Regions from separate parts of the Homo sapiens genome. Here region 2 is linked to region 1. Evidence: chromatin contacts called from ENCODE Hi-C or POLR2A ChIA-PET data. All regions are on one chromosome and are shown on one strand. Each heading gives the region's core, a stretch centred on a gene start or an enhancer-like site at or near the end of the contact. The rest is flanking DNA. Distances are from core to core; before and after follow the strand shown. Region 1 holds the start of EPN1 (epsin 1). Region 2 holds the start of MZF1 (myeloid zinc finger 1).

Evidence for each region. A loop is a pair of places that touch in the nucleus more often than their neighbours do. ChIA-PET counts read pairs that join two places held with the same protein, here RNA polymerase II (POLR2A). Pooled maps may share reads with other maps.
Region 2: a pooled map shows a loop between it and region 1 (14-fold over the local background). The contact joins the promoter of MZF1 here to the promoter of EPN1 in region 1. A Hi-C loop is called at or near these places in 6 of 50 pooled maps. POLR2A ChIA-PET finds 5 or more read pairs at or near these places in 2 of 52 experiments (H1 and Panc1).

What each region holds. Positions count from the first base shown.
Region 1 is chr19:55,673,252-55,678,572 of GRCh38, reverse strand. EPN1 (epsin 1) reads right to left here and starts at 3,347. Exons shown (of 11, transcript NM_001130072.2): 1 at 3,138-3,347; 2 at 1-46. It overlaps U2AF2 (U2 small nuclear RNA auxiliary factor 2), which reads right to left. Exons shown (of 12, transcript NM_007279.3): 12 at 3,857-4,639. The coding sequence ends at 4,505. RefSeq lists an enhancer at 245-654 and silencers at 576-870, 3,066-3,395, 3,566-3,785.
Region 2 is chr19:58,569,533-58,574,853 of GRCh38, reverse strand. MZF1 (myeloid zinc finger 1) reads left to right here and starts at 1,519. Exons shown (of 6, transcript NM_198055.2): 1 at 1,519-1,799; 2 at 3,425-3,860; 3 at 4,327-4,510; 4 at 5,268-5,321. The coding sequence starts at 3,465. MZF1-AS1 (MZF1 antisense RNA 1) reads right to left here. Exons shown (of 6, transcript NR_027334.2): 3 at 4,397-4,470; 4 at 2,899-2,996; 5 at 2,031-2,276; 6 at 57-1,937. RefSeq lists enhancers at 1,145-1,574, 1,635-1,724, 1,093-1,952, 1,953-2,814.

The DNA of each region.
Region 1 (5,321 bases), core at 2,098-4,597:
CGACTCCCGGACGAAGGCTGCGGCAGGTGCTGGCAGGTCACCGCATCTGCGAGGGGAAGAGGACCTCTGGAAACACAAATGGGACATGGCCTGCCCAGAGCCCTCAGGGTCAAAGATGAGTTCCTAACTGTGGCCCAGAAGGCTCTGTCCCTTGTTAACCTCTAGGTCTCAAAGTAACCCCATCCATGTTTCAGTTCCTCAAACAGGCTGCCTCCTTCCTGCTGGGGCCCCTGCTCAGTGAGGCAGAGTATATGCAGTGGCAGATCGCAGCCCCACAACCTGGCTCAGCACTTCCTGGCAAGGCCACCCTGGGCGGGCTGGATCTTTTGCACCTCAGCTTTCTCTTCTGTCAAATGGGGCTCCATGCGGTCATCTAGAGAACTGACGCCCTGTAAACACCGGCAGCGCATCAGGAGGCCCTCCGTCCTGCCCATGCGCTCTTCCTTCTTCCTCATCCAGGGATATCCACTCACCCCAAGGGCTCTGCTTACACTTCCCAGGTGCACACCCAAACATCACAGTCACCTATCCCTGGGGCCTCATCAGTAAACTCAGTCTCCCTCATGATTTTATATTCTCGTCTGATTCTGTAGCTAAGGTCAACCCACAGGCCCCATGGGGGCAGAGAACATGTCTGTCTGCATGTGGCTTTTCCCAGCAAAGAAGCTGGCCCAGAAAAACCATTCAGTAAACCATGCAAGGAGGAAGTGGAGAGGGAGGGCAGGAAAGACCTCTGGAACAAGGGCAGAGGGGGCAGGAATCCACAGCAGAAACAAGGACACATGGGAAAGAAGGCTGATGAAGGGATTAAAGACAGAGGCAGGAGCAGGGAACCAACCCAGGGCGGCAGGAAGAACCGGGGAAGCCAGAAGACCAGACGTCCCAAGGATAGCGGAAGCCCAAGGCTCAGGAGAGATAAGGAACCTAACAGCCCCACTGCCTGGGTCCCTGCTGTGTGCCAGGTGCTCGCTCAGCACAAGAGGGACATTACCTTTTTCAACACTGCATGCAAAGACTGGGCTCCTGGAAGTTAAATAATTCAACCAAGGTCACACACCAGGAATGGCAGGGCAGACTCAACCCGAGGCCCACCTGAACTCCAAAACTCATACTTTTAAATTAACCTAAATTAAATTAACCCATCCCGAGACTGGTGACGAGAAACAAGAGAGTCAAGCAAATGATGATGACACCAGCAGACACTCGCACTGCTCTTATCCCATGCCAGGCACTGTTTTAAGTGCTTTACATGTATTAACTCAGTTAATCCTTGAAACAACCCCATGATTCATAGCCACCTCACAGGGTGGAAACTGAGACACAGAGGTTCAGCCCCTTGCCCAGGGACACACACCTTACTCCTGGAGCAGCCTGGTTCCAGAGCCAGCTCTGATCACCCATCTATGCGGCTCCAAGAAGCCACAGAGGGAGATTTTCAAAGCCCCGCCATGATGTAAGCCCAGGGGAGATAGGGATGACGGAGAGAGGCTGGCCTCTGCTTCCACCTCAGGCCAGAAAGCCAGGCACCTGAAGACAGATGTAGCTAGTTAAAAAGTAACTCTCTGGAGTCCCAAAACAGCCCCAGCCTAATACATTAAGATGAAGAGATGATGTAACAAATGCAGAGAAGGGGACTGAGAAGAAATAGAAGACAGTTCTGACAGAAAGAGACACATAGAAACCTGGGCAGAGGGAGCTAGGCAGAGACACAATGAGAAAAACACAGGCAGCAGCAGATACAAGAACATGGGAAGACAGGGAGGCAGGAGGCCAAGGAAGAAAGAGGCCCAGAAACAAAAAGAGACCTGGCGCTGAGAAATAAGAGATAAGAAAAATGGAATCTAATGGCAAAGAATATAAAATGTGGGTTCAAATCCTGGCCACATCAGCTACCTGCAGCGCACACCTCCTTGAGACACAGTTTGCTCAACTCTGAAATGAAAGAATTCCTACCTGGTAGGCCTGTTGATTAAATAAGATGGGTACATGCAGTGCTTGGCTCTGTGCCCCACAGATAGTAGGCGCTCAATAACACTGGCTGCTATTATTATCAGAGAAAAAACAGAGAACATTTCCAAAAGGGTGGCGGCAGAAAAGGCACTATCTTAATACTCTGTACTTATTTGGCGTGCATTAGAAAAAATTACCCAACTAGCACATCAAAGCTGAGATTTCTCAGATACTGCTTAGAATGAGACTGTATTTCAAATTAAATTGATTCAAAGAGAATTCTTACATTAAAAAGAATACAAAGGATATGGCAAAGTTCTCCAAGGAGTACTCCAATAACCGACCGATATCTAACACTTACTGTGTAAAAATCTCTAAGCACTGTAATAATAAAAACCAGAGCTCCCAGTAATTACACACTTGCTATGTGTCAGATACCGTCAGGCACTTTACAAGCATCACCTCAACTTACATGCACAAGGACCCTATGATGTAGGAACTACGAATGCCTACGAACTATGGATTTCCTACGACTAGGAAACTGAGGTTTTGACACAGAGACTATCACCTGGCAATTACACAGCTTAGCAGGCAGCCGGGCTTCTGAATCCAAGGCTGGGGCTCTTCACCATCACACCAGAGACTCAGAAAACTGGGGAAAAGGGGCAGATTCTAGATCAAGTTAACAGACTCCTGGAAAGAAACTTCAGGATTGGAGGTGATAGGTATGGGGGCAAAACTCAGATGCGAAGACGGGGCGGGGGTAAGATTTGCACCATAGGCAGAAAAGCCCGCAGGGAAGGGCTAGAGACACCTAGGGAAAAGAAGACTCGGAAACTCAACGAGACACGAACAAATCCTGACAGACACAGACACGACAGACAGAGGAGAGAGAGACCCGGGACAGACACACAAACACACTCCTATCTCCAAACCCTTTTCTAAGTTCACTGAAACAGGCACAGGCAGAGGCCCACAGGAAACAGACGCTGACAGACACACAGACACGAGAGAGACAGACACAGACAACCGACACGGGGGCAGTCAAGGCCGACACAGGAGCAGAGACACAAAGGCCGCCAGAGACACCCAGAACTGGCCAGACGCGAGCCCGCGCGCGCCGCGGCCCAGGCCCGAACACCCGGAGCAGGCGGGCCAGCGTCCCCCGCGCTCCGCCCCGCGCTCACCTCGGCCCCCTCACGCCGGGCTCTGGGGGGTCATGGCGGTCAGCCCCCTGCCCCGCTCGGCCTCGGTGTCGCGGGACGTGCGCCGGGCCACGGGCGCACGCACGAACGCAAGGAGGGCCGCACGCCGACGGCTCCGCCGCCCCGCCGCCCAGAAGGGGCGCGGAGAGCCGGGCGGGGGAGGGGAGCCGCCGAGGAGACGGGAAGCAACAGAAGGAGGCGACGGACCGGAAGCGGAAATTGCCGCGCTCCCCGCCCTCCCGTGCCGCACCCCGCCCTGGCAGGAGTCGCTTCCGCAGCCAAGCCAACCTGGAAGGCATCACTTCCGGCGCGCTGGGCCCCGTTGCTAGGCGCCTCTACGTCACTTCCGCCCGCTGCAGCGGGGGATCCGCGCGGTGCTCACGGAACGCCGAGAGTCAGCTCCAGCTCGCTTGGCGGCAACCGCGGAGCTCCTGGCACACCCACGCCACGCCCGCCCCGGCCCGCTCGGCCACCATCCCTCCTGTCGGCGGGGTGGGAGAGCACTCGGGAACCTCACGTCCCCCGGGGCTGTGCCTGTGCCGACCCCGAGAAGGGCACCGCGCAAGCAGGGAAGGCCTCGAGGCTGCCGGCGCCGGCAGCAGGGGCGTCCCAGCCAGGGGCCCGCAGTTTGCCAAGGGAACCCCCACCCGAGCCCAGAACCGAGGAAGAGGGTCGGACATACTGGACACACAGCCGCTCCATAAAGTAAAATACAACAAAATGTTTAATGAGCAAATTCGTCTTAGCAAATATGAAACTGCCACAGAGAGTAGGAGAGGGGCAGGGGCCACGGGGCTGGGCGCAGGTCGGGGGAGACTAAAGAGGAAAAATCAACTACGTAAGAAACCCAGGAGGGGACCAGAGAGGACCAGAGGCCGAAGGAACAGAGCTGTGGTCCTGGTAAGGGAGAGGGCAGGGCACTGAGGGCCGGACAACAAAATTCAAAATAGTTTGGCCATAAAATATAAACACGCTATGTTCCTACCGTGGGGAAGGGGAGAAGAAAGGGGTCTATGGGAGAAGGAGAGGCTGTTTTGGGAGGGGCTGGGGTCCTACCCCGCCCTGCTGTGCACCCTGTCCCCATCCCAACCCCTTCCCTCTGTGTCTGTGTGGGTGCGTGTTGTCTGTGTGGGCTGTGTGCGCACTTCCCCAGTCCCCTCCCTGCCCTAACCCCCCAACCCCCCAACCCCCGCCCCCCACCCTTAATTGCTGCCATTCCAGTTGCTGCCGGCTGTCGTGTGTCTGCGGCTGTCACTCCTCTGCCCATCGTCTTCAGAGGGGGATAAGGGGGGGGCGGGAGTGGGGAGAAGCCCCCAGCCAGCCCTGCCCCCACCCTCCCCCAGCCGCCTCTACCAGAAGTCCCGGCGGTGATAAGAGTCGGGGTCACAGTATTTTGTGACAACCACTCTGTTGGCGAACTTGCGGCCCGTCAGGCCCTGCATGGCTTTCTGGCAGTCAAACACAGAGGTGAACTCCACAAAGATCTGTGGGGAAAGGAGAGGCAGGTTTGTGAACAAGGCTCACGCCCAACAGCCAGTCAGCGTCCACCCAACCCCAGCACTGAAGGCAGGAAGGGACAGGGAGGAGGGGGCTTCGCCACAGGTGTCAGAAAGGGACCCTTAGTAAGCAGGTTTGGTGGAGTTCACCCAAATATTCTCCAGGATCAAAAAACAAGAGCATAAACACACCATAGGCATGGAGAGGGAGAAAGAATAGAGACATGCCAGAAACTCAGCAGAGCCATAGAGCGCAGGCGGGAGGCCTAGACGAGCTCACCGCGGGGGAGGGGTCCCTCGTGCTGAGTGTCTACTCCACACGAGCCACCATGGTGGGCGCTCCCAGAACCACCCCAACAGCCATGTTCTCCCAACAATAAGTGAACTAAGGGAAGCTCAGAAATTAGGATTCAAACCCAGGTTGAATAAAATTTAAAAACTTGAACCTTGATCTATTCGAGCTTCTAACCTTGCTTAAACCAATTTACAGGAAAATGGAGGGAGGGAAGGATACAATGAGCCTACACGAACACTGAAAATTCTATATAGCAGATGAACTTATTTCTTCTACAAATAAAAGAGCTTGCAAAAAAAAAAAAGAGGGAGTGAGGTACAAAGGATAAATTACACAAACTTTGTAACCAAATTCAAGGCAGGGACCTGATATGGA
Region 2 (5,321 bases), core at 270-2,769, 2.9 Mb before region 1:
GGTTCCCTTCAGACTGCCAAATATAATTTCAAAACAGTTAAAAACATGACTCTCAGTGAGCATGTGTCAAAAGATTTATTTACCGTACTGAGGGAAGCAGCAAGATGATTCTAGGAAGACAGGAAAGGAAGAATAAACACTGGCCGGCCGCGGTGGCTCACACCTGTAATTCCAGCAATTTGGGAGGCCGAGGTGGGCGGATCACCAGAGGTCTGGAGGTCAAGACCAGTCTGGCCAACATGGTAAAACCCCATCTCTACTAAAAATACAAAAATCAGCCGGGTGTGGTGGAGCAGCCTGCAGTCCCAGCTACTCGGGAGGCTGAGGCAGGAGAATCGCTTGAACCTGGGAGACGGAGGTTGCAGTGAGCCGAGATCGTGCCACTGCACTCCAGTCTGGCAACAGCGAGACTCCGTCAAAAAAAAAAAAAAAAAAAAGAAAGAAAGAAAAAGAAAAACACTGAAATAAAAGCACAAAGTTGGATACAAAACTGCTTAGTGAGCTACAAAGCGATACACTGGACAGAAAGCATTTGCAACCTATCAACCTGTACAGGGTAGCATATAACTGGACAGCATCTGGACTCCTAAGTTTTCCTAACAGTTTTACCTCGGATTCTCCCTGTCTCTCTTCGTGCTGTCATCTTTCTCTAGGTCTTCGAAAACTGTCAATCCATCTTACTGTATCTCTAATTTCTGTCCCTTTTCTCCCTTCTTGTTTCTGTCCCTCTCCCTTCTTGTCTACCTCTTGAGTCTGGATATCTGCATTTCTTGTCTCTGTGAACCCATTCTGCGTTTCCTTCTTTGTGTCTCTTTCATCTGCATCCCTTTCTGATCTGCCTCTCTCTTGCTAACTGTTCTGACACCTGTTTGCCCGGCCCTGACCCTCTGATCCACTCAGCCCTCTTATAACTTGGACCCGTGTCTCTATGTTTGTTCACTTATTTTCACTGTCTCTCCTCGCGTCGAGTCTCCGGTCCTCCCAGTCTGTGAGTCTGTCTCTCTGTCTCTCTCTCTCTTCCTCCCGCCGGTCCTTCGTCTCTCTTTGCCCTTGAGTCTCTGGTCTCTCTCCGTCTCTCCTCGCTGTTTCTATCGATCGGCATCTCTCTGCCCCAGTACCCTTCCCCACCTCTTCATCCCACATGCCCCATTGCATTTTCAACGCCCGCCGCGTCTCCGGGTTACCCAGGCGATGTCGAGTCGTGTCCCCAGGTTACCATGGAGACGTTCAGGGCCCGCCCCTCGCCCATGATCACAGAGGAACGTCATCGCGCCGCGCGCGCACGTACACACGAAGGGCCTGCTGACTACATCTGCCGGAAAGCATCGGGCCAAGCCTTTCTCCATTTTGCGGTCTAGGAAGTAGCAGAGGCCCCTTCCTGTAGGGAGTTGCCATGGAGACGCGGTGGGGCACCGACGGAGTTCTAATGACGGCCGTGATTGGTGCAGGATCCTGCTAATCTCAGGAAGGCCCGTAGAGAAGTGAGGAAAACGTGGTGGGGGGCATGCGCGATCTGGTAGGCGGTGCTGCCGTCTGTTGTACCTGAGAGGCTTGCGCATGCCGACGCACGGATTCGAGGCGGGGAGCATGGGAAGAAGCGGCCAGGAGTATGACCTGATCATTGCGACCACCGCTAGGGGAAGGGAGGAGAGGGTGTAGAAACGGGGACGAGGGTGGGGGAAGGGCAAGGAGGCGCTCGAGCTGGTGCGCGGAGCATCCTGGGAGACGTAGTCCAGCGGGAGGGGGAAGTCGAAGACTGCGCGTGCTCAGGAGCGCGGAGCGGCCCGCTGAGCGCAGAGGTGAGGGCGGGGTCCTCTTAACCGGGAGGGCTATCGTGTGGACGGGGGCGGTGGCTGCAGACTCGGGGATTCCGGCTCCCCAGTGAGACCGGAAGCGCGGGGAACGAATCCGGGCAGTCCTTGCGGGAGCGCCCAGGGCTAGAGCGAGAGGCTTGTCAATCACTACTCGTTGCCACGACGACAGGCTTTGGGAGCCCCGCCCCCGGTTGCCTAGGCGTCGTCTGGACCTACCTTGGCACCCTGGAGCGGAAGTTGCCGCCTGGACTTCTGGGAAGTGTATTTCGGGACCCTCCGTAGGTACCTGCCATCTTGGCTATGACCCAAGTCTCTCCCAGGGTTTCAGGTTGACTTGGCACCTTGAAGAGTGGAGGCTTGGCCCCCAGGATGAGGCGGCCCTCGAAATCGATGCCACCCACGGGGGAATGATTCTGCGGTGCCATCCCCTTCATAAACGCAGATTCCTTCCTAAAGCCGCAGCTGCAGAAGGAACAGCGCGAGGAGGGAGGTCAGCCCCACTTGCAAATGGGGAAACAAGTTCTCGAAGGCACAGTGATCTGAAGATGGGCGGAATCAGAGTCTCGGGACTTCCTTGCAGGCTCCTGTTCCGGCAGTCTTGGAGCCTTTGCCGCCCCCCCACCCATTGCGAAGCTCCCCCATCCCCTTCCAACCCCAGCTAAATCAGGAAGCTGAGATGGGGCATTGCGTAGTGTGATGTTGGGCTTAGAAGATGGGGCTGAGTAGGGAGAGAGGGTGCTGCCTGGGAGCTGAGCCATACAAGTGACTGCACAGGTTGACATGGAGGATTAGGTGGAGTGAGGCTTCCAAGCAGGGAGGGGAATGATGGTGGGGCCCAAATGAGGAGCCACATCGAAGTAGATGAGAGAATAGAAGGTGAAGTAAGGGCTGGCGTTGGGTAGGGGGAGACGCCAGCAGTGATGCTGATGCCCAGGCTGTAGGTGTATAGGTGCCATCCACCTGGTAAAGAGAGAGCTGTAGCGCAGGAATGAGGTTGCACATGTAGAAGAAGGGAAGGATACAGGGGAGAGAAGTGTCTTCTAGTCCTAAAAAACAGCCTGTGGGCTGGCATGGTGGAACAAACCTGTAAGTCCCAGCACTTCGGGAGGTCAAGGTAAGAGGATCATCTGCTTGAGCCCAGGAGTTCAAGAACAGCCTAGGCAACATAGTAAGATCCCATCCCTACAGAAAAATTAAGAAATTAGCCGGATGTCGTGGCACACACCTGTTGTCTCAGCTACTTGGGAGGCCGATCTCTGGAGCCCGGGAGGTCAAGTCTGCAGTGACGCATGATCTCGCCACTGCACTTCAGCCTGGGCAACTGACTGACAGCATGTCTCAAAGAAAAGAAAAAAAAGCCTGTGTTTGGAGCAGGGAGACTGTCAGAGACTTTGCACAGGCCCAAGCGGAGAGAAGACCAGGGATACAGGTGGCTAAGGGAGGGCTTCCAGCTGCATAAGTCTGTGGGTTGTAGATGGCCTTTCTTTGCCTGTTTCCTCATCTGCCTTCCACATGGGGTAGGTCTGAGGATCAAACGGTACAGCATAGACTAGGCAGTGAAGCATTCACTGTACTCCTTTTGCAACAGCCTCATCCTATTTCTTCACCAGGGGCAGACACTGGCCTCAGATACCTGACCTGGTACCCTCTATGAGGCCTGCGGTGCTGGGCTCCCCAGACCGAGCACCCCCAGAAGATGAGGGGCCTGTCATGGTGAAGCTAGAGGACTCTGAGGAGGAGGGTGAGGCTGCCTTATGGGACCCAGGCCCTGAAGCTGCACGCCTGCGTTTCCGGTGCTTCCGCTATGAGGAGGCCACAGGGCCCCAAGAGGCCCTGGCCCAGCTCCGAGAGCTGTGTCGCCAGTGGCTGCGTCCAGAGGTACGCTCCAAGGAGCAGATGCTGGAGCTGTTGGTGCTGGAGCAGTTCCTGGGCGCACTGCCCCCTGAGATCCAGGCCCGTGTGCAGGGGCAGCGGCCAGGCAGCCCCGAGGAGGCTGCTGCCCTAGTAGATGGGCTGCGCCGGGAGCCGGGCGGACCCCGGAGATGGGTGAGTGAGTGTCCACGAGTGGGGTTCAGGACTGGAGCATCATCCAGCTCGGCCTCACCCTGGGCAGCACCACGCTTTGCCAGACACACGTTCTCCCTTGTGGTACAGAAGTGGCCACCTGCAACAGAGACCCTGTGCAAGGCTGCCCAGGGCAGAGGGATTCCAGGGCCAGACTCCCCAGCCCATTCCTGCATCACCTGCAGTCACGTGGACATAGGAGCTGCAGGCTAGGGGAATATGGGGAAGGTACTGGAAGGCCACGATGTCAGAGCAGGGGAGGGACTGCAGGTGGTCCCTTCATTCTTTGCTCAGGGCCTAGGGGAGGTAGGTCCTTGGAGGACCTAGTCAGTAGGTATTTACAAGGCAGGCCCCTGGGATCCTACAGTGGGATGGGCACCCACAAACCCCAGGTTGCGGCCAGCCTTACTCTCTGGTAGGACTTCTGATGGTGGGGGCACCTCCCCAGGTCACAGTCCAGGTGCAGGGCCAGGAGGTCCTATCAGAGAAGATGGAGCCCTCCAGTTTCCAGCCCCTACCTGAAACTGAGCCTCCAACTCCAGAGCCTGGGCCCAAGACACCTCCTAGGACTATGCAGGAATCACCACTGGGCCTGCAGGTGAAAGAGGAGTCAGAGGTTACAGAGGACTCAGGTGAGGGCATGCACGGTGGGCGCGCCTAAGGTCTGGTTGGGTGGGCCAGGGAACCTGGCCTGAGCAGTCAGTCTGAAGTCCACTGGGCCAGGTTTGTTATAAATGGAATGGTTTCCATCTGCCAGCAGCCCCCACATTCTACCCAGTCAGGTCTCCCCTCCACCGCAGCCAGTGCTGTCACTACCCCTCACACACCAAGCCTGACTGCCACAGCCCTGTACCCACGAACCCCATGGCATGGAGCAGGCTGTTGGGGTTTCCCAGTACAGATGGCATGTGGTGTTCAGTCCCCAAGGAGATGCGTTAGGCAATATGTGCTTGTCACTGGGGAACAGACAGCAGGCAGAGGTATAATTAGGAGCTGCTGAGGGAGGACCTCGTAGTGTTAGGGGTATGACCCCTTTCACCTCCCAGGCAGGGCACCTGAACTAGCTGCTCACACCCTGCCATTCCTATGTGGACCCTTGTACAATACCTCTGACCCCCGCTGACCACCTTGCCCCATGGTTCACATACGGCTACAGGGGCACAAACCTCAGCCCATCTCATCCCACTGCAGCTCAACCCCTGGCCTTCCAGGGTACTCTGCTTCACCCAGCCCCTGAGCTGGGCCCTCAGCTACCCTGCACTGCCCTCCCCAACCCAAGCCCACAACCAAGAATCCCACCTCTCTGCATCCCAGCACCTGGCACACCACTAAGAAGGGCAGTGGGGTGGAAACTCACTCAGGCTGCCTGATACCAGTTTTCCTCTCTAGATTTCCTGGAGTCTGGGCCTCTAGCTGCCACCCAGGAGTCTGTACCCACCCTCC